Regions from separate parts of the Homo sapiens genome. Here all the other regions are linked to region 1. Evidence: chromatin loops called from intact Hi-C (ENCODE). Cell type or tissue: gastrocnemius medialis. All regions are shown on one strand.

The links. Peaks named below come from ENCODE experiments on the same cell type or tissue, not always from the same donor. Only the 100,000 strongest peaks of a DNase experiment are listed, where the experiment ranks them.
Region 2: a loop joins it to region 1, with 3 times the contacts of the local background. A loop is called at or near these places in 29 of 110 quality-filtered maps.
Region 3: it touches region 1 in a loop (3-fold over the local background); 28 of 110 quality-filtered maps call a loop at or near these places.

The regions. Positions count from the first base shown.
Region 1 is chr2:43,480,807-43,488,806 of GRCh38, reverse strand. THADA (THADA armadillo repeat containing) reads left to right here. Exons shown (of 38, transcript NM_022065.5): 26 at 3,482-3,573. Among named protein-coding and RNA genes, the nearest start is that of THADA, 110 kb to the left of the region's middle. In gastrocnemius medialis, a CTCF peak has its summit at 4,314 (motif pointing right); DNase peaks (open chromatin) are centred at 2,106 and 5,666; H3K4me3 peaks cover 422 bases; H3K27ac peaks cover 4,365 bases.
Region 2 is chr2:43,021,608-43,029,607 of GRCh38, reverse strand. It overlaps LINC01819 (long intergenic non-protein coding RNA 1819), which reads left to right. Exons shown (of 6, transcript NR_110585.1): 5 at 1-694; 6 at 1,423-1,755. Among named protein-coding and RNA genes, the nearest start is that of LINC01819, 14 kb to the left of the region's middle. RefSeq lists enhancers at 1,789-2,604, 2,605-3,421. In gastrocnemius medialis, CTCF peaks have their summits at 4,745, 4,944 (motif pointing left) and 7,167 (motif pointing right); DNase peaks (open chromatin) are centred at 2,297 and 4,927; H3K27ac peaks cover 378 bases.
Region 3 is chr2:43,539,004-43,547,003 of GRCh38, reverse strand. THADA (THADA armadillo repeat containing) reads left to right here. Exons shown (of 38, transcript NM_022065.5): 21 at 5,688-5,845. Among named protein-coding and RNA genes, the nearest start is that of THADA, 53 kb to the left of the region's middle. In gastrocnemius medialis, a CTCF peak has its summit at 4,538 (motif pointing right); a DNase peak (open chromatin) is centred at 6,783; H3K27ac peaks cover 3,006 bases.

The DNA of each region.
Region 1 (8,000 bases):
AATTGGAACGCTAATACATTGCCAGTGAGACTATGAAATGGTGCTACCACTTTGGCAGTTCTTTTGAAGGTTAAACATAGAGTTACTCTGTGACCAAGCAATACTACTTCTAGGTATATAGTCATGAGAAATGAAAACATGTTCACACAAAAACTTGTACATGAATATTCTTAGCAAAATTATTCATAATATTCCAAATTGGAAATAGCCCAAATGTCCGTCAAATGAAGAACAGATTTTAAAAATACGGTATATCTGTACAATGGGATATTATTAAGCCATAAAAAAGGAATAACATACTGATACATGCTACAACATGGGGGAACCTTGAGAACATTATGCTAGGTGAAAGAAGCCAAACATTAAAGGCCGCATACTACATGATCCCATGTATATGAAGTATCCAGAAAAGGCAAGTTTATAGAGACACAAAGTAGATTGTGCTTTCCTACTGCAGGAGAATAGGGAGTGACGACTAACGGCTCCCGAGTTTCATTTTGAGGTAATGAAAATATTGTGGAATTTGGTTAGTGGTGATAGCTTCACACTTTGTTAATATAGCAAAAACCACTGAATAGCATCCTTTAAAATAATAAATTTTATATGTGAATTATACCTCAATTTAAAAAAGTAATTTAAAAGTGATTTTAAAACAATCATGCAGTCACCTTTGGAGGTTGGTATGGCATGAACTAATTATTCTGAAAATGATCAATATATGGAAATAATTCTTTACTAACTGATGAACAGGGTAACCAAATAGCAGATGAGGAAAAACTTTAAAAAAATAAAGTTTTTCTGAGGATGTAAATGATTAATGCAGAAGGCCTATAGAATATCGTGATTTTGCTGCACCTAATGGAAAATGTAATGATCATCATTGATCGCTAATGAGGGCACTTTATAAGGGATATCTTAGTCCCTTCGGGCTGCTATAACAAAATACCACAAATTTATTTCCCACAGTTTGGAGGCTGGAAAGTCCAAGATCAATATGGTGGCAGATTCAGTGTCTGGTGAAGGCCTACTTTCTGGTTCATAGATAGCACCTTTTAGCTGTGTCCTCACATGGTAGAAGTGAGGCAGCTCACTGGGGCCTCTTTTATAAGGGCACTAATCGCATTCGTGAGAGCTCTACCCCCATGACTTAATTATTTCCCAAGGGCCTCCACCACCTAACTCCTTGGAGGTTAGAATTTCAACATGTGAATTTTTGGGGAACACAAATATTCAGACCATATCAGGATGGATCAGGCAGATAGGATTAGAACTGTCTGGTCCATCTTAATATTACTAAAAAGACATGTGTCTCCTGCCGTCAGTCTATTGAATCAAAGGAGTTTTGTTTCAGAGGGTATCCATTCACTTTGTAAAATAGTCCTCTACAGTTTTGTTTAAGGTGTGCATTTCTCAACATCTCCAGGCACTCCTGTTTTAATTTTACTGCATCTGGCAGCCTTTGTCAGAAAGTATGGCTTAGGGCAAGATGGAGTCTGTGTTTCTGTTTTCCTTTTCTTTTTGTGTTTTTGTGTGATTTCTGAGAGGAGAGAAGGTCCCAGATATCTTTACCAAGTCATCTTAGACCTAAAAGTCTTTGGGAACTACCTCACTAGATCAGGTAGAAGATAATCCAGACCTGAATGAGGGCAGAGATTATATTGATAAAGTAACAGCATGGATTGATTTGTTATTTGGGGATTAAATTAGGCAGGGCACATAGTAGGGCCTCCTTGGATGTTTGATGGCTGTTGAATGAACGTAAGTGAATCTGTTCAGTTTTAGGGTTTTATTGCATTTTTGATATGGATTGTGCCAGTATATCTGTAAAGTTCACTTCTATGGCTACCATGCATGACTTGAGTCAGTTCTGGGCTTCTAGAGGAGAGGTTACAAACTGGTGGCCAGTAGGACAAACTAGCCTACCACTGTTTTATTTGGCTTTCATGGTGTTTGGTTCTTTTTTTCCTTTAATTTCCTGCCAGCATTTCAAAATAGATTTCACATAAAAACCAGGGTTCCTGGCTTCTCTTGAAAAAGCAGATGATCTGGCAAAACTGGACTTATATTTCCTCATGGCAGCAACTCAGCTGACACTGACTGCATTAGACCAAGTCCACTGCTGCCTGTGTCACTCACTTTTCCTGTGAGCATTTGAGCTTGTGACTCTAAGGGCATTGCTTTCAGGAAGCTGTTTTCTAAATCTTAACGTTACTTTTAGTGATCTTTCTACTTATATTGCTATTTAACACACCATGTGGTTATGTCACTTACTTAATTAGAGTATAAGGTCTGTAATACCAGTAAGTATGTGTTTTCTGTTTCTGGATCTTATCCATGGTGCTGGTATAGGGCCTTACACACTGTAGCAAGGTGAGTACATATATATCTCTACACCGATTTTTACAGAGTAATTGAGGAAGCCTATAGTGCCAAAACAGTCAAGACCCTTTTATGCTCTTCCAAAGCATCTTGACACATTGGTTTGGAAAAGATAGGGAAAAGATTATTATCATCTTGGAGAAATAATTTGTGTTTATTCATGGTAATTCCTGCCTCTTATCTTTACTAATGTTATCAGTTAATTTCAGTATTGAAATTACTTGGTAAGTTACTTGCATTGTGAAGCTGATAAGCAACATTTTGGATTTAACTATTTTCTTAGCCATATTAATTACCTGGATTCTTTGAAGTTAGGATTTTTGGATTTTCTTTTTGTTTTTTTAAAGACAGGTTCTCACTCTTTTGCCCAGGCTGGAGCACAGTGGCACAATCATAGCTTACTGCAGCCTCAAACTCCTGGCCTTATGCAATCCTCCTGCCTGAGCCTTCTGACTACCTGGGACTATAGGCATGTGCCATGGCTGTAAAAATAACAACAACAACAAAAAGTCAAAAGCAAAACAAACAAAAAAATCTCTAAAAAAATACTTTTTTTTTTTTTTGAGATGGGGGTCTTACTGTATTGCCCAGGCTGGTCTCAAACTCCTGGCCTCAAGCAGTCCTTCCACTTTAGCCTCCCAAGTAGCTGGGATTACAGGTGTAAGCCACTGGGCCTGGTTCTTTGAAGTTAGGTTTTATAAGTATTTTCTCGTAGGTAAAATGATTTCAGAAAATAAATGGAAAGAGCTGAGGTTTTACTGCAATCTTCATTGTCAGGAAGCATATAGAAAAATGAATTTTTAGAAAAGTGTTATTTGATGCTCTAAGTGCAGAGATTAGTGAAAACTGTTGATGGTAATATTAGGAATATAGGAAAAGGCTGTGTTGTGTGCATGTGATTGGGTTGTAGAGCTCAATTGAAGTCATTGAATCGATGACTGTCAAGTTTTTTTTTTAAATTATTTTATGAACACAAATCTGTCTTTTTAGCCTCACACTAGCCAGTTAGGTAATGATTTTGAATTATCTAGTTTGAACATTGTAAACGTTGGTTTCATGCCAAGAATATTTAAGCCTTATTGTGTTTTCGTTTGTACATTAGGTGCGAAATTCATCCACACTTCTCTTTAGTGCCTTGATCACAAGAATTTTTGGAGTTAAAAGGGCAAAGGATGAACATTCCAAAACAAATAGGTAAGCTCCATTTAAGGCTAACTTTACTTTTTTTAAAAAATACAATATTGTCCTGGCCAAAAACAAATTTTGAAATTGTGCCTACTGTTATAGATTCATCTAGAGCATAAAACTATAAAAATACTGTAATGAATTAACCTATGCTGCCAAGTTATAAACCCTTGGGCAAAAATATCAACTGTTTAATAAGTGGACCTTTCAAAGCAACAAAAATTTAGCAAGGTAGCAAGGGGTGAAATGTAGAGCTTGTTTCTCCATGCAAAAGCTAGTGTTTTTTTTGTTTTTTTTTTTTTAATTGCATCTTCTTTAAGTAGTCCTGAAATGTCTTAACTTTACTTGTATATATTATCCTAGCTTGTATAATATCTTTAATTTTATAGGTGGAAGTTTAAATGTTTATGATCCTCTCATTAGAACATCTCTCACATTACCTTTGCATTAAACTCTTGTACTAAGAGGAGCACCTATATGTGTTAACCACAAGAAATAAACAGTGCTTTTTACTTTTGGTCTTTAGTTTTATGTTTAACCTCTAATTTGTTTTTGTCTTTAAAAAACAGCTTTTTTGTTATGCCTGAAAAGAAACCTGTGGAACCATTTTGATTTTGGGTAGTTTTTAGATAAAAATGCACAAGATCTGTTTGTTTTTAAAGAAGAAAAGCTTTGAATAGTTGTTTTTTAGCACTTAAGAGGATTTAATGGTAATCTAATTGACTTGCAGTTGTTAACACTAGATGTCACTGTTGCTGCACATTTAATTACTTCCTTAACTTTATTTAGGATCCAGTTTGGCCCAGTGGTCTTTCTCTTGAGGATCTAGAGTTATATTCAAAGCCCTATTCCCTTCTTCCCTAAAAAAGTCATTATGCTTCATATTTAAGTTTTAAGCTAATGTTTATTGAAATGCATTTTTGTGTGATGGAACTAAATCTTAGGAATTAAAAAAATATGAAATCATTTTGTGATGTACTAGTGATAATTCTAATGAAACCTACTATGGTATTTCCGAATTATCATTTAAATTGCTTCTTGTCACCCTGTAACATTCACCAGATATTTAAAAGGAAGGTAACTGGCTGTAAGTATAAATCCCTTGAGCATGTTCAGGCAATACCAGAGAGCTTTTTAATTTTTTTTTTAACTGAGTATTTTTTAAATAAATAAAACATTACTCTTGTGGAGGGATGATTATAATTTTTATTTTTTAGCCTGTTCTTAAAGAAATTCTTCCTGTCACTAACTTGAAATCACTAATATTTGTTTCTCCTTAGCTTTGTCTATTTTGTTAATAATTCTCCAGTGTGCTACAGTTTAAAACAGTTGGGTCATGTTATAAGGCCTTGATAAATACTGGTATAAATGAAATATGATATTAAGTCATCAAACAAGTAAAATTAATGTTTAAAACTGAACTTGAAGAAAATTTTTTTTTGTTTTTTATGAAGTGATTCTTGAATATATATATAAATATATATACATTTTACTATGTATAGGAGAAAATGATCAGAAAATGAGAAAACCTCATTTAGGTTGTATCTGAGGGAGGAAGAATAGGGCAGTGATACTATACAATTTTAATTTTTTGCCAAAGTTACAATGATGGAAACCTCCATTATAAATTTATTCCTCTTGGATAGGAAAGATTACAAAATATATAAGATTTCTAGAAAAAAGGAAATAGGAATGAGAAGTTTTTAACTGTGAAGAATGTGAGAGCTTTTAATTTTAGTAATCTGAAGATCGGTATGGACCATTATGTGTACAAGGCTTCTGTTCCCTGTTTAACCCATGAAGATATATTTCTTGGCAGCTCCCATTAGGTTTGCTTTGCAAAACCTTTAGTGTCTTAAATTTGCAGTTGCTTGTGATGGTTCTTTTAGTTTTAGTTTGTTTAATTATGTCACTTTTTGTTTAAATGTTTATATGCCTGTTCCTTCCAATATTAACTTTCTGAAGGAAGGACCTTTTTCATCTGTTCTGGGTACGTAATGGGCACTTTAAGAAGGCTAGTAATAATGATATCTTGGTTGGTTACTTATCCACCGGATAACTAACCTCAGCCGGTGACACACCTCACAAGTCAGTTGTTTCCTTTCACAACCACAGATTGTCCTGCTCGCAATTTGGAAATGTGTGTTCTTGGTCAGAGGGAACTGGACATAAAAAGAACATCTGCTTTTTCCATCTAATGGGAAATAAAGGTCTGACTTGGAGTAAACAAACCTGGTTTCTAGGCATTTTGCTGCCACTGGAGATGACCTTAATAGGCCCCCTTATCCACTTTGCACTTCAGTTTCTCCATCTATATACCAGGAATAATAAGATCTGTGCTGTCTACTCCTAGGGCTATTGTGAGGATAAAACAAACTATTAGAAGTTCATTTTCTTTAACATATTGGAAGTCCTAGGCAATTAGAGATATAGTTTGGTTTTTCTTTCTGTTACCACTTCTGTGATTGTACTCATCTGATTGTCTTGCTCTTAAGACCGTGCTTTTTGAGGACAAGGTCAGTATCTTAACCATTCTTGGGTACCTAGAGTCTAGCATAGTATCTGGCATATAGAAGGCATATAGGAATAATTGCCTAATGAATAAGTAAATTTTGTTACTAGAGGAGAAATAAGAAATCTGGTTTCTACTCCTGCGTTTGTTACAATATAACCACTATAATCAACTGAGACAAAATAGCCAACCTCTCTGGGCTTTGGTTTTCTTCTCTGTAAAATAAGGTTTGGAATATTCCTGAGGTCTTTTCTTTTTTTAAAATACTAAAGTAAGGCTTTACATAATGTTACTGGAATTGTAAGTTTGGTAAAATGATGTATTCCCAGTGCCGTAGAACAGTCCCTGTCGCATAGTACAGACAAGAAGTTCCTGTTTCATATATAAAGAAAGGAGCAGAGGATCCTTTGTAAGTGTGTAGAGGGTACCTGTAATGACTGAATTTTTGCACCCATTAGTCTTATTTTAGATGTGTTTTTTGGGTTTTAAAGAATGAGAAAACAGAAGTTTCACTTGTGCTTTTAAAGTAATATTATTACATTTTAACTTTTAAAGCTCTTTTCCTTTCTGTTTATTGCTGCGTGACTGACTTGGCCTGACAGAATGAAGAACTGATTTTATGTAAAATCAGAACCAGCAAAGCTCTGCAACCTGTGCAATATGCATGTTTTCTAAAATAGCCTCCATCTCCATGTGAGTGAGCTCAGCTTCATAGCTCCTCATTTCTTACAGGACAGGAGCTAAACTAATATGGCGCTTAGCTCTAGGTCTTTCCTTTTAGCCCCTGTGTGTATTAACTTTCAGCTGTGAGTCCCAGCTAAATGATACATGTCAATATGTAGCAATCAGAAAAGGTTTATTTTTGACTTCTTGGAGTGTGCTTTGCCAAAGCTTCATGCAGGTTCTTAATGTATAGCATTGTCTAGCTTTTGCACACTCTCCACCTTAAATCAGTGAGCCAATGAGAATTTGAAAGCACTTATCATGAACTCAGTATTAACATAATAGGGGAGTACATGAAGAATATAAAACTTGGATCTTACTCAAGGAGTTTACAGTTCAGTTAGGAAGACAAAAATTGTTACATGTGAGTCAGATACAAATAGGAGACACCATATAAAAATCACCTGTACAATGTGATGTGAGTGATGAACACATTAGAAATTTATAAATGGTAGAATTGAGTGGAGTATATGTTGGGGGGAAGTAGTATTTTTTACAAGGCATTGGGAAATGAGTAGATTTGGGGTACATGGAAACAGGTAGATTGAAAGAGGAACAAAATAATAGTTTTGTTTACTGTGTTAAGTACAATCTCTATTCTGTCTTATTAAAGAGAGCTCATATTCAAATTAATAGCTTAGGATAATTTAGTACAATTTAAGAAGAAAATGTGTTTCTAAAATCATGGGATGATCCAAGTAAAATTGTTTCTAGTGACTATGTTGGGAGATGTTAAATTGTATTTATTTTATTTTCCAGGGTATAAGTGATAGAGAATTATTTTAGTTATTTTTCTTAGCATTTTAGTGGTGTAGGTCTGGAAGGATCCTTCAAGGGGCATCTAATCCAGTCCAGCATCGTGCTTATAGAGAGATTTTGAAGCAATTTCCAGACAGACTGGCTTCTCTCCTGTTCTTCATGTTTTCTAGGAAAAGAGATTCCACAAGTTTCTGTGGTTACCCACGCTATTGTTTGGGAAAGAATTGAATTCTCAAAACTAAAATTGAAAGCTGCAGGGCAATTGGGTTTTCATATTTTAGAGAATGTAATTATTAGAATTCAGAATAGCTTATTTGCTTCGAACTACATAGTAACTTGTAGCAAGCCCTATTTGGCCAAATTGAAAAACAGAATTTTCTTTTGACTGTGGCCGGGGTAATTTTTTTTTCTTTTTTTTTTTTTTCCCCCCCAAGACAGAGTC
Region 2 (8,000 bases), 460 kb after region 1:
ATAGAGGAAATGCAGAGGGAGCCACTAAAGGGTTCTGGTGAGATCTGGAGCCCTGCTGGGATAATCTGACCAGAGAAAGCAAAGATTCCAGAGAGCTAGGCACACTTGCCCTACCTCCAGCTGCACACAGCTGGTTCCAGCTTTGTCCTGACCTTCAGTCTGGCATACAGGGTAGACCCACTGGTACCTGGTACCTCACTCTGGGGGTGAGGTGGCCACCCACCTAGGTCTGGGTCCTGTAGCAGTTTGGCAGCAACATCTGGGTGATAAGAGAAGGCGATTTGACCTACTCCCAGGGACAAGAAGCTTTGACTCTTCAAGATCATAAAGTCTTCCCTCCTGGCCTTGGGTCCTCCTGTTGCGGGAGAGGTGAGGTGGGGTGAGGGTCCTCCGGGAGGGCAGGCTTGGCAGAGCCCAGCACCATCTCAGCAGACACTGCTCTTCTCCTACTCTCAGCACCTCCAAGGCAGTGAGTGGCTTTCTCTTGTCTAGAGGACAAAATCCGTTCCTCACCTGGACACAATGAACCTGTCTGTGGGATTTAGGGAGCATCAAGGAGGGAATTTAGTTTCCGCAGACTTCAAGGAAGACTTTCTGGAGGAGGTGATGCCTGAGAGCTATCCAGGAGAGAAGAGTGAAAAAATGTTAAGCAGTGGAAAAACATGAACCAAACTGTGGCTGCATCTTCCCATAGGTATGTGTAGGTAGACTCAGCATTTTACTGTTTCTGGGCATAAAGCACAGTACCATCTGCCCTAGGAAGCCCTTCTGCCATAGTAAACAGCCTCACATGGCTTCCAAAGGGCTCTTGGGCACTTCAGGGACCAGAGCCCAGCACACTGCTGGGGAGGCCAGGCTGTGCCTGGGTGGCCTGAGCTCTGGGAGTTTAAGCCAACGTGGATTATTGTTAGGAGTGAGTTTCATAGCCCTGCCTCTCCCATTCAGAGATCTCCACTCCCTACCCAGCAGCCTTGCGTAGGGTCTAGGATTCTTCTCCCCACATCACAGGTGGGCAGAGGAGGACTCTGCCTTAGGGAAGGTTGAAATTAAGATCCTAAACTAAGTTGGGCTGGGGTTAACTCTTCACAGATGGAGGATCTCCTTCAGCACGGGCTGAGGGCTGAGGGCCCCAGATCAGGGCATCAGACTCCTGGGGCTGCTTGCAGGGTAGAGAGGACCTCCATTCTGACGAGTCCCAGGACTCAGCACTGAGTAGAGAGGGGAGGGGCCGTGCCCATTTGACCAGACGTCCGATAAGGCAAGAGACTCTTGTTTTAGCATCAGAGCTGGAAGAGGCCCAGGGAGACTGTCCCTTGAAGCTTGAGGCCCTGAGAGGGACACTGGCTATGGAAGGTTGAACAATGGCCCCCAAACACGTTCACATCCTTATCCCCAGAGCCTGTGAATATGTTCTCTTAACAGGGCAACAGGGACTTAGCGCGTGCAATCAAGGATCTCCAGATGGGGATAACCCAGGTGTGCCCAACCTAATCTCAGTGTCCTTGGAAGAGGGATGCAGAAGGAGTCAGAATCAGAGAAGAAGGTGACACGATGAAGGAATCCGAAATTAGAGTGATGCTCTTTGAAGATGGAGGAAGGGACCACAAGCTGAGAAATAGAGGTGGCCACTAGACACTGAAAAAGGCAAGGAAGTGGATTCTCCCCTGGAGCCTCCAGAAGGAACCAGCTCTGCCGACACCTTGACATTAGCCCATTGAGACTGATTTAAGGGCTGCTGGCCTCCAGAATTGTAAGAGAATAAACGTGTGTTGTTTAAGGCCCTTGGTTAGTAGCGATTTGCTACAGCAGCTGCAGAAACCTAATAAGTATAGGTTCCACCTAGAGACGCAGAACTAGCCAGCGGCCGATCCTGCTCCGGGACCCTGCAGGCCCCAGCTCTATGGAATCCTGTCGCACACGGGATGGACGTGGGCTAGAGGCGGAGGTGAGGCCCCAAGGAGGCCCACAGACCAGGGCCTCCAGGGAATGTGCGTGAGTGCGCAGGGGTGCGTGTGTGAGAAGGGGAGGAACTTGTCTTCTTCGTGCATTGGGGATTTTCTAGGCAGACAATCCTCCAAAGTCATGTCAACATTTTTCTCTCCAGGAAAAAATAACTCAAGTCTCTATCAGAAACGTCAGAGTTTCACATGCACACCAGTAGACAGACTTGTGGGTGCCAGCGAGAAATGAGCTGCACCCTGGCCCTGGGCACCTTTCATCTTCAGCGGGCGGGGAGCTAGGCAGAGGGGGTGGGGGGAACCAACACAGCCACTGTGGACACATTGTGCCATCTGGACTTCCCCAGAGCTCTGGGAGTCCTATGGCGGGAGTGGCCCCACCCCTACCACACAATGCTTCCCACTTCCACCAAATCTCTGGGAAGATTCAACACATTTCTTAGCAGCCGAGAGCCATTGGAATTTCCAGCCTTATCCCAGATGTGAGGCTGACCACGATGGGAGTTTGGCTTTGTAAGGCATCTGGGGGGCTGGCAGTGCCCTCAGGCCCCCCAGCACTGGCCCGGCTGGGCTAACGTGCGTGATCCTCCTCACTCTGGGTCCTGCTGTTGGGCTTTCTGTGGCGAGCCGAAGAGAGCCCATGCATGTGGTTTTCGCACATGTGGAGAGGGCTGGGGGGCCTGAAGCCAGCAGGGTGGAGCCCCACAGTCAGGAAGAGACAGACAGCCTCTGGGGCCAGGAGTGGGGGCCGTGACAGGACGGGAATCCAGAGGGGTAAGGGGACTGAGGGAGAGCCAGAGAGGAGCGTTCAGGGAGAGTGGACACAAGCCTGAGGTCTGGCGGGGGCTAGATGTGGAGCCGGTTGGGTGGGGATGAGGGAGGCTCAGGGGTTTAGGGGCTCAAGGGCTTGGTGTGAGCTGGGGTCATAGCTGGTGCCTGGCCACGGGCTGCTGGGAGGGTAGGAAGCGAGGACAATGACCCTTTACCCAGCCAGTGAGCCCTAGTTCCTGGTGCCAAGAGCTGCTCACTCCAGGGCCAGTATTGTGGGAGGCAGGTAGAGAGCTGCAGTGGGGGAAATGCATGCCCATGGCTGGCTCACCCGTGTCGGGGAGAAAGGCAGTGGCCATGAGGGAAAGCACAGGGGAAAGCCCTCCAGGGCCAGCGGGCTCTTCAGCAGGAATGCGGGTCCTCAATGGGTGAAACCATGGGGGGAATAGGAATGTCACCCCTTTTTGCCAGTCTGTCTGTGATTGTCCTCTTTGTTAGAATAATGGCCCCCTGAAGATGTCCACATCCTAATCCCTAGAACCTGTGAATGTCACCTCAAAGGCAAAAGGGACTTGTAGATGTAATTCTGTTAAGGGTCTTAAGATGGGGAGATTATCATGGATTATCTGGGAAGGCCCAACATCATCACAAGGGTCCACATAAGAGGGAGGCAGGAAGGTCAAAGGCAGTGAAAAGGCATGTGCGAGCAGACAGAAGGGAGACTTGAAGATATCACGTGCAGCTGATTTCATTTGTTTGTTTTTGTTTAGAAACAGGGACTGGCACTGTTGCCAAGGCTGGAGTGCAGTGGTGTGATCTCGGTTCACTGCAACCTCTGCCTCCTGGGCTCAAGTGATCCTCCCACTTTAGCTTCCTGAGTAGCTGGAACTACAGGCGTGTACCACCACACTGGCTAATTTTTAAAATTTTTGTAGAGATGGGGTCTCACTATACTGCCCAGGCTCAGCTGACTTTGAAGATGGAGGCAGGGGCCCCAAGCCAAGGAATGCAGGTGGCCTCTAGAAGTGGGAAAGGCAAGGAAATGGGTTCTCCCCTAGATCCTCCAGAAGGAGAGCAGCCCTGCCAACACCTTGTTTTTAGCCCAAAGATGCTGATTTTGCCCTTCTGGCCTCCAGAGCTGTATAAATTTGTGTTGCTTTAAGCCGCTAAGTTGGTGGCGATTTGTTACAGCAGCAGTGGGAAGTAAACACACCTTCCCATCATGTGGTAGGCTCCAGACTCTGCCCTACTCCCTGCGGCAAGGATTTTCAGCGTGACATGGGTAAGGGGCCTCCCTTCTGCCTGCCCCCCAGCACTGACTGAGCTCCAGTGCAGGGCCTCAGGCCAGGAGCAGAGCTAGGCCTTGTCCAGGGCTTTTCCTTGCACTTTCCCTCATGGCCACTGCCTTTGCTCACCCATGGGTGAGTCAGCCATGGGCATGTGGTTCCCCCACTGCAGCTCTCTGCCTCCCACCATACTCTGTGGCTCCACTGCCCCCCGCAACAATGAGAATAATGTTTACCAGCTACAGAGAGAGAGGGAGAGGGAGAGAGAGAGAGAGAGAGAGAGAGAGAGAGAGAGAGAGAGCGCGAGAGCGAGCGAGAGAGCGCTCTGGAAGGCCTTGCTTCCTGGGAACTGGTTGTCAGCAACACCTGCTGTAAATGAGGTTTTAACAAACAAATTCAGGGTCTGTGCTAAGGAAGGGGCAGGAGGTGGCCAGGTTGGGTCAGTGTGTGTGGACATGGGACAGTACAGACGACCCCACATCCCTGCCTCCTAGAATGTTGAGATGTCAAAGCATCCCCTTCCCCAGGTCACTTATTTTTCTCCTCTCTCCTTACAAGCCCAAGCATAGACAACTATGCACAAATGATGCAGGACTCACTTGCACACAGATATACGCAGGGCCACAAGCAGTGCCAACATGTGCGAAGATGGAATGGGCAAACATACACGCAGAGACACCACCCAGCACACTTACAAACATGCATGCACCCACAGACACCTACACACCCATAAATGCACATACACCCACTTCCCGCACTTACATACCCCCACACGGATGCACACAAATACAGACACACCTATGCATGAGTCAAGACCACCCATGCAGTGGACCCCTGGACATCTGTGAGCAGGGCGGAAGGTGCAGGGCATCCTTCCATTCCCTCCCCCACCCCAAGCCCTCTGCTCCCTGCTCTGGAGACCTCTGCTGGTGAGGCCAGGAACGGACGGCCAGCCCCTCCTTGGCTCTGGAGCTGAAGGAGGGGAGATGGGAAAAGAGGGACCAACCAGGGCCACCTCCCAGGCTTTCGGCACTGCTGACTCCACCTGGCCCAAAGGACTTTATTCACTCTCCAATTCCAGCACCGAAGGAGAGATTTCTCCTGCAAAGATCTCTCTTGGGCTTTTTGCTGACCCAGGCCCACCCTGTTCTATCAGTGGACACTTCTAGTGTTTCTGCTGCGGAGGAGGGGGTTTCCCTCTACAGAACAAGGCTCCTTCACTTTCCCATGCTGGCTCCTCACACCCCCCTCACCCCCCCAGGGCTGTTTTGTGGCCGTCCTGGGCAGGCAGTCTTCCTCCCTGCTGCCCACTGGATATCTGAGTGGGCTCGTAGCTCCCTGTTCGAACCTCCACCCCCTATGGCCCCTCATAGGTCCTACCCTCCTGTTCTCAAGGGCTTTTTCTTTCCATTTTGTCCTGCAGGAAGGGGAGGAAGTGAAGATCTTCAGACTAAGATGGATGAAGCTGAATTCAGATCTCAGCTCCAAGGTAGGATGGCAGCTCTCAACAGCTCTCAGCAGCTCTTAACCTCTTGGGCAGCTAACCTAACTGCCCTCAGCCTCAGTTGCACCAGGTGGAATGGAGCTTATGATAGTGCCCTGGCAGGGAGATGAAATGAGATAACATGCTCAGTGCCCAGCACCCAGAAGCTTCCCAGGGTGCCATCTTTCGGAGGCACTCCAACATCACTGGAAATAAAAGGAGACCAAGAAAACCATATCTGCAACTCCTCTATGGGACAGTTGCATGTTTTAATGAGTGGTTTGCAATAGGGTGATTAGGGATACCCCCAAAAGAGCAGGCTAGTATAATAGCAGTCAGTCTCTAAGGAAGGTGGGGAAGGTCTCTGCAGAGTTTTTGTCTCATTGGGGTGAGAGCTGAACCGCTCAGAGGAGATGGAGTGTTGCTAACAGGGACCCTCTTCTCTGCCTACTTGGTAACGGGGACCCTCTTCTCTGTCTACTCCCTCATTCCTCCAAGCACAGATCAGTTTCTGCTACACTAAAGTGGAACATAGTAAAAGAATATGGCTTTGGTAGGATATGAAATTATTCACCTGCCTGGAGTCTCCATGTGTTTCCACTGGGCCCTTCTTGTCAGGTAGAAGTCAGTTGGGTCTGTCTCCAGTCTTGGCACTAAAACTCTCTCCAGATCCTCCACTCAACCCGGCCTCCTCACATCCTCTCTGCCTAGTCTCTGTGCTCACATCGCTACTTAACTCATCACTCCACACCTCGTTCCCCCAACCTTAGGCCACTGGCACAACCCATTTCGGAAGCCTCAAGACTTCTTCAAGGATCAGGATTTCCATTTTGGGGAAATCAGATAGTTCTCATATACTAGCCTGTTTGAAATGGCAACAGGAACAAGAAGCAGCAGCCACCATCCTGCTCAGAAAGCATCTCATGACCTTTCCTTTAAATATCTTCGTCAGGCTGTCCCGACTTTCCAATGGGTTAGATTTCAAAATGTTTCTATGAAGTGGTTTGGCATTTCACACAATGAGCCAATAGAAAGTCGAGAACTCAGGGTTATGAATGGGGCTCAGTTTTCCAGGTTGGGGCATAATAAATGCCCATTAAACCCATCTCAAAGCTGGGCTGCCATTCAGCTACACGGGAAGGACAGAAAACCCTACTGTTGCAAGACCTGTAGTAGAAATGGAAAAATCACAATGCGGATCTGGAAAAGTCAACCTATTTTCTCTTGAAAACTGATGCTTGAAGGAAAGCAGGGTTCTTAACAGGAGGATGGGCAGATGGGTGTGGCATTCTGAAGGAAAGTTTTCAAGGGCTTTTGAAGTCGAAAACTTCTATTCTTCATCATTCTAGTTATCTCTCTGACTTTCAGTCTGCCTTTTTCTTGACTTGGGGGTGGGCCTGCCCTGTCTCAGTCAGCACGTTGGCTGGGTAGACTGAACATACAGTGGGAAAAGGACCTCTTGAGGTAATTGGGGTAAGGTCGGAAGAAAGGGAGATGACCGAAGTAGGCTCTGGGATTTGGAATTTCTGTTTTAAAGATGGCCTGAGGAAGAATGAGCAGAACTGAACCCATTACAGTTTAAAACAAAAACAAAAAACAGGGAAGAATAGAGAGATTACGGAACATGTGTGACCGCCCCCCCCCCCCCCAACCTCCCAGACAAGTTCCAAGGCTGACCACCAGGTGACACCACAGGCCCAGGACAGCTTGGTTGCTGTCTGCAGTCAGTGGGGGACCTCAAGTAAGTTGGGGAGCCAGCCAGCGGTTCAGATCCGCCTTCATTCTGACTGCCCTGGAGGCAAAGCCAGCCAATGCCCTTCTCCTGCTTTCCCGGGTCACCACCTGGGCTCTCCTGAAGGGATTCTGCTGATAATCAAGGTGAGGTGGGGTGTGGAATGGTGCTCAGAGGGCCAGGGTCCAGGGAGAAGAGGCTGAATGAGGAGCAGAGGAAGGGGCTCGGGAAGGCAGTCACAGAACCCGATAGCAGAGGGGATGGAAAACAATGAACCTTTATTGAGAGTCCGCCCCCACTCACAGGTTCTGGCCAAGGGAGGCCCAGAGGGGAAATCAAGCAGCCCCACCCACAGGGCTGCCCACAGATGCAGGTGATTCACAGTTTAGGCTGGGCTGATAACAGCCCCCGCCAGCTGAGAATGGGGCCTTTGTGCAGTGCCGTCCTCGGGCCCCCTCGCAGCTGGGCCGGCTGCAGCAAGCCTGGGAGGAGGGCTGGATGGCAGGCGGCGGCGGGGCTGGATGGGAAAATGCGGAGAAACCCAGCAGCCTCCGCGGTGAAGGGAACTTTGAGGTGCCACAGGGCACATGTGCAGGGGAGAGAGACGGCGTGGTTGGAGCACTTTCCTTCCAGATTTTCCATCTCAGCTGTGTCCCCCAGCCATTCACTCATTTCCCCAGGGATAAAAAAAAAAAAAAAAAAAAAAAAAAAAAAAACGCGGCTTGCAGTACTAAGGGTTGCGAATGGCTCAAACTTGACTTGAATCAGCTTGG
Region 3 (8,000 bases), 58 kb before region 1:
GCCACTGCAAAATCATGCCAAATTGTAAAGACCATTGAGGCTAGGAAGAAACTGCATCAACTAACGAGCAAAATAACCAGCTAACATCATAATGACAGGATCAAATTCACACATAACAATATTAACTTTAAATGTAAATGGACTAAATGCTCCAATTGAAAGACACAGGCTGGCAAATTGGATAAAAGAGTCAAGACCCATCAGTGTGCTGTATTCAGGAAACCCATCTCATGTGCAGAGACACACATAGGCTCAAAATAAAAGGATGGAGGAAGATCTACCAAGCAAATGGAAACCAAAAAAAGGCAGGGGTTGCAATCCTAGTCTCGGATAAAACAGACTTTAAACCAACAAAGATCAAAAGAGACAAAGAAGGCCATTACATAATGGTAAAGGGATCAATTCAACAAGAAGAGCTCACTATCCTAAATATGTATGCACCCAATGCAGGAGCACCCAGATTCATAAAGCAAGTCCTGAGTGACCTACAAAGAGACTTAGACTCCCACACAATAATAATGGGAGACTTTAACACCCCACCGTCAACATTAGACAGATCAACGAGACAGAAAGTTAACAAGGATATCCAGGAATTGAACTCAGTTCTGCACCAAGCGGACCTAATAGACATCTACAGAACTCTCCACCCCAAATCAACAGAATATACATTTTTTTCAGCACCACACCACACCTATTCCAAAATTGACCACGTAGTGGGAAGTAAAGCTCTCCTCAGCAAATGTAAAAGATCAGACATTATAACAAACTGTCTCTCAGACCACAGTGCAATCAAACTAGAACTCAGGATTAAGAAACTCAAAACCACTCAACTACATGGAAACTGAACAACCTGCTCCTGAATGACTACTGGGTACATAACGAAATGAAGGCAGAAATAAAGATGTTCTTTGAAACCAACGAGAACAAAGACACAACATACCAGAATCTCTCGGACACATTCAAAGCAGTGTGTAGAGGGAAATTTGTAGCACTAAATGCCCACAAGAGAAAGCAGGAAAGATCCAAAATTGACACCCTAACATCACAATTAAAAGAACTAGAAAAGCAAGAGCAAACACATTCAAAAGCTAGCAGAAGGCAAGAAATAACTAAAGTCAGAGCAGAACTGAAGGAAATACAGACACAAAAAACCCTTCAAAAAATTAATGAATCCAGGAGCTGGTTTTTTGAAAGGATCAACAAAATTGATAGACCACTAGCAAGACTAATAAAGAAGAAAAGAGAGAAGAATCAAATAGACGCAATAAAAAATGATAAAGGGGATATCACCACCGATCCCACAGAAATACAAACTACCATCAGAGAATACTACAAACACTTCTACGCAAATAAACTAGAAAATCTAGAAGAAATGGATAAATTCCTCGACACATACACCCTCCCACGACTAAACCAGGAAGAACTTGAATCTCTGAATAGACCAATAGCAGGCTCTGAAATTGTGGCAATAATCAATAGCTTACCAACAAAAAGAGTCCAGGACCAGATGGATTCACAGCCGAATTCTACCAGAGGTACAAGGAGGAACTGGTACCATTCCTTCTGAAACTATTCCAATCAATAGAAAAAGAGGGAATCCTCCCTAACTCATTTTATGAGGCCAGCATCATCCTGATACCAAAGCCAGGCAGAGACACAACCAAAAAAGAGAATTATAGACCAATATCCTTGATGAACATTGATGCAAAAATCCTCAATAAAATACTGGCAAACCGAATCCAGCAGCACATTAAAAAGCTTATCCACCATGATCAAGTGGGCTTCATCCCTGGGATGCAAGGCTGGTTCAATATATGCAAATCAATAAATGTAATCCAGGATATAAACAGAACGAAAGACAAAAACCACATGATTATCTCAATAGATGCAGAAAAGGCCTTTGACAAAATTCAACAACGCTTCATGCTAAAAACTCAATAAATTAGATATTGATGGGACGTATCTCAAAATAATAAGAGCTATCTGTGACAAACCCACAGCGAATGTCATACTGAATGGGCGAAAACTGGAAGCATTCCCTTTGAAAACTGGCACAAGACAGGGATGCCCTCTCTCACCACTCCTATTCAACATAGTGTTGGAAGTTCTGGCCAGGGCAATTAGGCAGGAGAAGGAAATAAAGGGTATTCAGTTAGGAAAAGAGGAAGTCAAATTGTCCCTGTTTGCAGATGACATGATTGTATATCTAGAAAACCCCATTTTCTCAGCCCAAAATCTCCTTAAGCTGATAAGCAACTTCAGCAAAGTCTCAGGATACAAAATCAATGTACAAAAATCACAAGCATTCTTATACACCAATAACAGACAAACAGAGAGCCAAATCATGAGTGAACTCCCATTCACAATTGCTTCAAAGAGAATAAAATACCTAGGAATCCAACTTACAAGGGACGTGAAGGACCTCTTCAAGGAGAACTACAAACCACTGCTCAATGAAATAAAAGAGGATACAAGGAAATGGAAGAACATTCCATGCTCATGGGTAGGAAGAATCAATATCATGAAAGTGGCCATACTGCCCAAGGTAATTTATAGATTCAATGCCATCCCCATCAAGCTACCAATGCCTTTCTTCACAGAATTGGAAAAAACTACTTTACAGTTCATATGGCACCAAAAAAGAGCCCGCATTGCCAAGTCAATCCTAAGCCAAAAGAACAAAGCTGGAGGCATCATGCTACCTGACTTCAAACTATGCTATAAGGCTACAGTAACCAAAACAGCGTGGTACTGGTACCAAAACAGAGATATAGATCAATGGAACAGAACAGAGCCCTCAGAAATAACGCCACTCTTATCTACAACTACCTGATCTTTGACAAACCTGAGAAAAACAAGCAATGGGGGAGAGGATTCCCTATTTAATAAATGGTGCTGGGAAAACAGGCTAGCCATATGTAGAAAGCTGAAACTGGATCCCTTCCTTACACCTTATACAAAAATTAATTCAAGACGGATTAAAGACTTAAACTTTAGACCTAAAACCATAAAAACCCTAGAAGAAAACCTAGGCATTACCATTCAGGACATAGGCATGGGCAAGGACTTCATGTCTAAAACACCAAAAGCAATGGCAACAAAAGCCAAAATTGACAAATGGGATCTAATTAAACTAAAGAGCTTCTGCACAGCAAAAGAAACTACCATCAGAGTGAACAGGCAACCTACAAAATGGGAGAAAATTTTCGCAACCTACTCATCTGACAAAGGGCTAATATGCAGAATCTACAATGAACTCAAAACAAATTTACAAGAAAAAAACAACCCCATCAAAAAGTGGGCAAAGGACATGAACAGAACTTCTCAAAAGAAGACATTTATGCAGCCAGAAAACACATGAAAAAATGCTCACCATCACTGGCCATCAGAGAAATGCAAATCAAAACCACAATGAGATACCATCTCACACCAGGTAGAATGGCAATCATTAAAAAGTCAGGAAACAACAGGTGCTGGAGAGGATGTGGAGAAATAGGAACACTTTTACACTGTTGGTGGGACTGTAAACTAGTTCAACCATTGTGGAAGTCAGTGTGGCGATTCCTCAGGGATCTAGAACTAGAAATACCATTTGAGCCAGCCATCCCATTACTGGGTATATACCCAAAGGACTATAAATCATGCTGCTATAAAGACACATGCACATGTATGTTTATTGCGGCACTATTCACAATAGCAAAGACTTGGAAGCAACCCAAATGTCCAACAATGATAGACTGGATTAAGAAAATGTGGCATATATACACCATGGAATACTATGCAGCCATAAAAAATGATGAGTTCATGTCCTTTGTAGGGACATGGATGAAATTGGAAATCATCATTCTCAGTAAACTATCGCAAGAACAAAAAACGAAACACCACATATTCTCACTCATAGGTGGGAATTGAACAATGAGAACACATGGGCACAGGAAGGGGAACATCACACTCTGGGGACTGTTGTGGGGTGGGGGGAGGGGGGAGGAGGGAGGGATAGCTTTAGGAGATATACCTAATGCTAAATGAGTAGTTAATGGGTGCAGCACACCAGCATGGCACATGTATACATATGTAACTAACCTGCACATTGTGCACATGTACCCTAAAACTTAAAGTATAATAATAATAAAATTAAATTAAATTAAAGAAGACTTTCACCAGCCTATTAGGTGCTGTTGTGCAGCGAACAAGCTGTTAGAACAGAAAGCCTTGGAGTGATAAAACCTGCCTTGACAGCCCAGGTGATATAAGAGCAGTGCTATATAATGAACCTGGGTTTGGGCAGCAATCAACTTCTCCCAGCAATGTGGTTCATTGTCTGCTGTGAGAGTTCTTAAAGTCAAGCAGGCTTTTAAAGGAAACAAACCTTATTAGTAAAATGGGAGCTGCTTTGTTGTGTCAAGCTTCCAGAATTCGAGTTCTTACATCTTGTTTGATCATTAGTTGTTACTGAATTTTCTGCAGTGCTGTAAAACGTCATCAGAAGCAGCAATTTCTTAGTGATGTATTACATATTCTACATTCTCCACTAGGTGGGGATATTGTCTTGCAAAAAATTATCTCCACACTTAAATTTTTAAATTACACAAAATAATGTATAAATGTAATTATAGCCTATTGTAATAGTTTCAAACAACAGAGGTACATATGAATTAAAAACAAATTAAATTCCTCCAAGGTTTCCTCTCCAATTCCATGTCTTCCTTCTTTAGTGCAATATATTATTTTGTACTTATTTTATATGTTTATGTGTATGTACACTTACCCATTTAATGCATTGGGCTTTTTAAATAAAAACACAAATGAGGTTACCCTATAAGTACCATTTTGTCAGCGTGCTCTTTTATTTAATATAATAGTTCATCTTGGATTTTAAAAAAATATCAGTACCAAAAATACTCCTAAAACTAGAATAAGAGAGTAAGTAAGGCTAATTATAGCTTATTGGCCATGGGAATTAAATATATTTTGAAAGATAATTTGTATTTTCCTTTGATTTTAAAAGTTATATTCTACTCCTTTACTAATGCAACAGTCATGCTCACCAAAATAAATAAGGAGTGTATTTATTATAGTCATCCATATCATACTTTATGACAGAGAGGCAGAGTTTGTTTAATCTTTGGAAATTAAAGATTAAACAAGTTTTGGAACAATATTGTGTTTTATTTTAAAATTTAATTTGAAAATAATAAATTAAAATACTGGGCCTGGCATGGTGGCTCATGTCTATAATCCCAGCACTTTGGGAGGCCCAAGCGAGAGAATTGCTTTAGTCCAGGAGGTGATGTGGTGAAACCCTGTCTTTACAAAAAAATACAAAAATTAACTGGGTGTGGTGGCGCATACCTGTAGTCCCAGCTACTAGGGAGGCTGAAGTAGAAGGATTGCATGAGCCTGGGAGGTCAAGGCTGCAGTGAGCCATGAGCATGCTACTGCACCCCAGCCTGGGTGACAGAGCGAGACCCTGTCTCCAAAAAAGAAAAAAAAAAAAACTTAGCATGATTTCTTCTCATAACACATGCTCGACAAATGTTAGCTTCTTTCCTTCTGAGTAAATATAACATGACAAATCGGGTTTGTTCAAGCAGATTATTCTTGGGGAAATTATGAATAAGCTTGTTTTTAGAAACCTGGGATATGAGTAATCAAGGTTGCAATCGTTGTGTTTTTTTTTGTTTAAGGTAAAGAAGTAAAAACATGTGATGTAACTGCGCAGATGGTGCTGGTATGTTGTTGGAGAAGTATGAAGGAAGTTGCTTTACTTTTAGGCATGTTGTGCCAGCTTCTGCCCATGCAGCCTGTGCCAGAATCTTCTGATGGATTATTGACGGTGGAGCAGGTAAGGCACATGTTTATTCCACCATGTATAATTTCTGGTCAACGCATAAATCACTTTTTTTTTTATAACCCAACTCTAAAAAAAGGTTTAAAATTTTTCTTGAATAAAATCATACAAATGTTAACTGAAGAAAGTTCATGGTAATTTAGAATGTTAGACTTTATAATACATTTCAAAACTGTGGCATTTTTAGAAATTTTTTCTAAGGTATATAAATAACTGTAGATTTTACCTCACTTTTAACTGTAGTTTTATCTCTAATTTTTATTTCTCCATTTCACATACACAGACTTAAACTTTAGCTTAAAATTGTCTTATTTAGTAAAACTCCACAAATCTCTTAAATTTTGGAAAGAAAAAAAGTAACATGTTGGTTGATTATGGATCTCATGTTTCCCACTGCATTGATAATAAAGTTGTAGTCTTGGTTTTTTTGGCTGACTTTTGTTTTAAGACCACAAAGTTAGTTCACCATCTGGGACTGTTCAAGTGACTTGAGTGCGGTGTTTACAAGAAGTTAGCTTACCACAAGCATTTCATTTGGAAATATTTTAGATTTATTAGATTTCTGTTTTTAATTGATTCCCTCTTCCTTTCCATATGGTTTTGACAAATCCATTTCCCACCATTTTTCAGCAAAGATATATAACATGTACTTTCATTTTTAACTTTTTAAAAATAAAGGCAACTTTTTCCCTAGGGTGTTACAATTCAAGAACAAAACAAATATTGTAGTATGCTAATGCTGATTATTTCTATAATAACCACATGACTAGTTCCATGGAAATAATGCTAATACTTTTTTTCTCACACTCTGTGGCTTATGTTGCATGCATCTGGTTAACAGCTGCGCTTGTGATGTTGCAAGGCCTTGAGATGAAGAAAGGCAAAGGCGCACAGGACATTTCAGGCATCATTATGTTCCTTATTCTCTTCCAAATCAAATAGGCGTCAGTGTCCTAGAGTTACTTGCAGTCATTGCTGGTGACTGGCTGTAGTGCCAATGCCAACATCTTTGCTGAGGAATCCAGCTATGATTAATGATTACTTCACTGATGTTCACCATCTTGCTAAGAAGTAAACATGTGCTAGAGGCCTTTGATTTCCCAACTTCTCTTTCCAAGGACAAGTTAAAACATTTAGTTTTTTGGGTTTGTTGGGTAGTGTTTAAAAAACAAATTAAGGGAAGTGTATTTTGCTTTTACTGTAACTAAGACGTGAAAGCTTCCTATGAACATTATTTTGCCTTGACACTTTTCACATAGCACCCAAATCTTATGTATTTAATTTGTGTGCGACAGCCGTGTTAAAATTGGGAATTAATGTAAAATAAGAGATGTTTGTTAAAAAAAAAAACAATTATCACAAAAAGACAGGTTCTTATAAACCAAAGAATTCTTCCAGTGACTGCTTAAATAAAAAATAAGATCCTGACTGTTTTTCTGTAAAACATTAGTTTCCGTTGTAATGAGGTCCAGTCATTTTTCTATGTTGCCATTCACATGGTAACCTCACATACATAGGCGTGAGAAGAAACTGATGACTGAATGAGCGATGAACTGTATATGTAATAGCAGTGTTCTAACACTGGAACCCCGTCCCCTATGAAAAACTTGATTCTTCGTATTGCTGACTTTAGCTAAAGAAATGTCTCAGTTTAGGAGTCAATAAAAATCCAAAGTCATCAAGAAATTAGTGTTATTTACATTACTGGAGAATTCCTGCTTTTAAACATAACCTTTTGCCCCATGAACTTCCTTTAAATTAATAATAATTAAATATACTTACATGTGCTTAAAACCTTTAAGAGTTAAAAATATAAATGACAGAGAAGAACATCATTTACATTGGAATGGCTGGGCCACACCTGAGGTACACCCTTCCAAGAGCATAGTTGCCCTGGCAAAGCTAGATCTGTGCCTAGTGGTAAAACTATGAGTTTAAGAGTCAAGCCTTAGGTGAATGTGACTGCCGTCTGAATACACGGAGGCAGTGAAGTGACTTGCAGGCAGAATGCAACCCTAGTTAGAGGGGAGAATGTGGAACTTGCATTTCTTATTCTTCAGAGTAGTAACTGTGATCTACTTTTCTCTCAATGGATGAAGAAAGCCATTCCATACAGTCTAAAATACAATTCTATTCTATTTTGAAATTT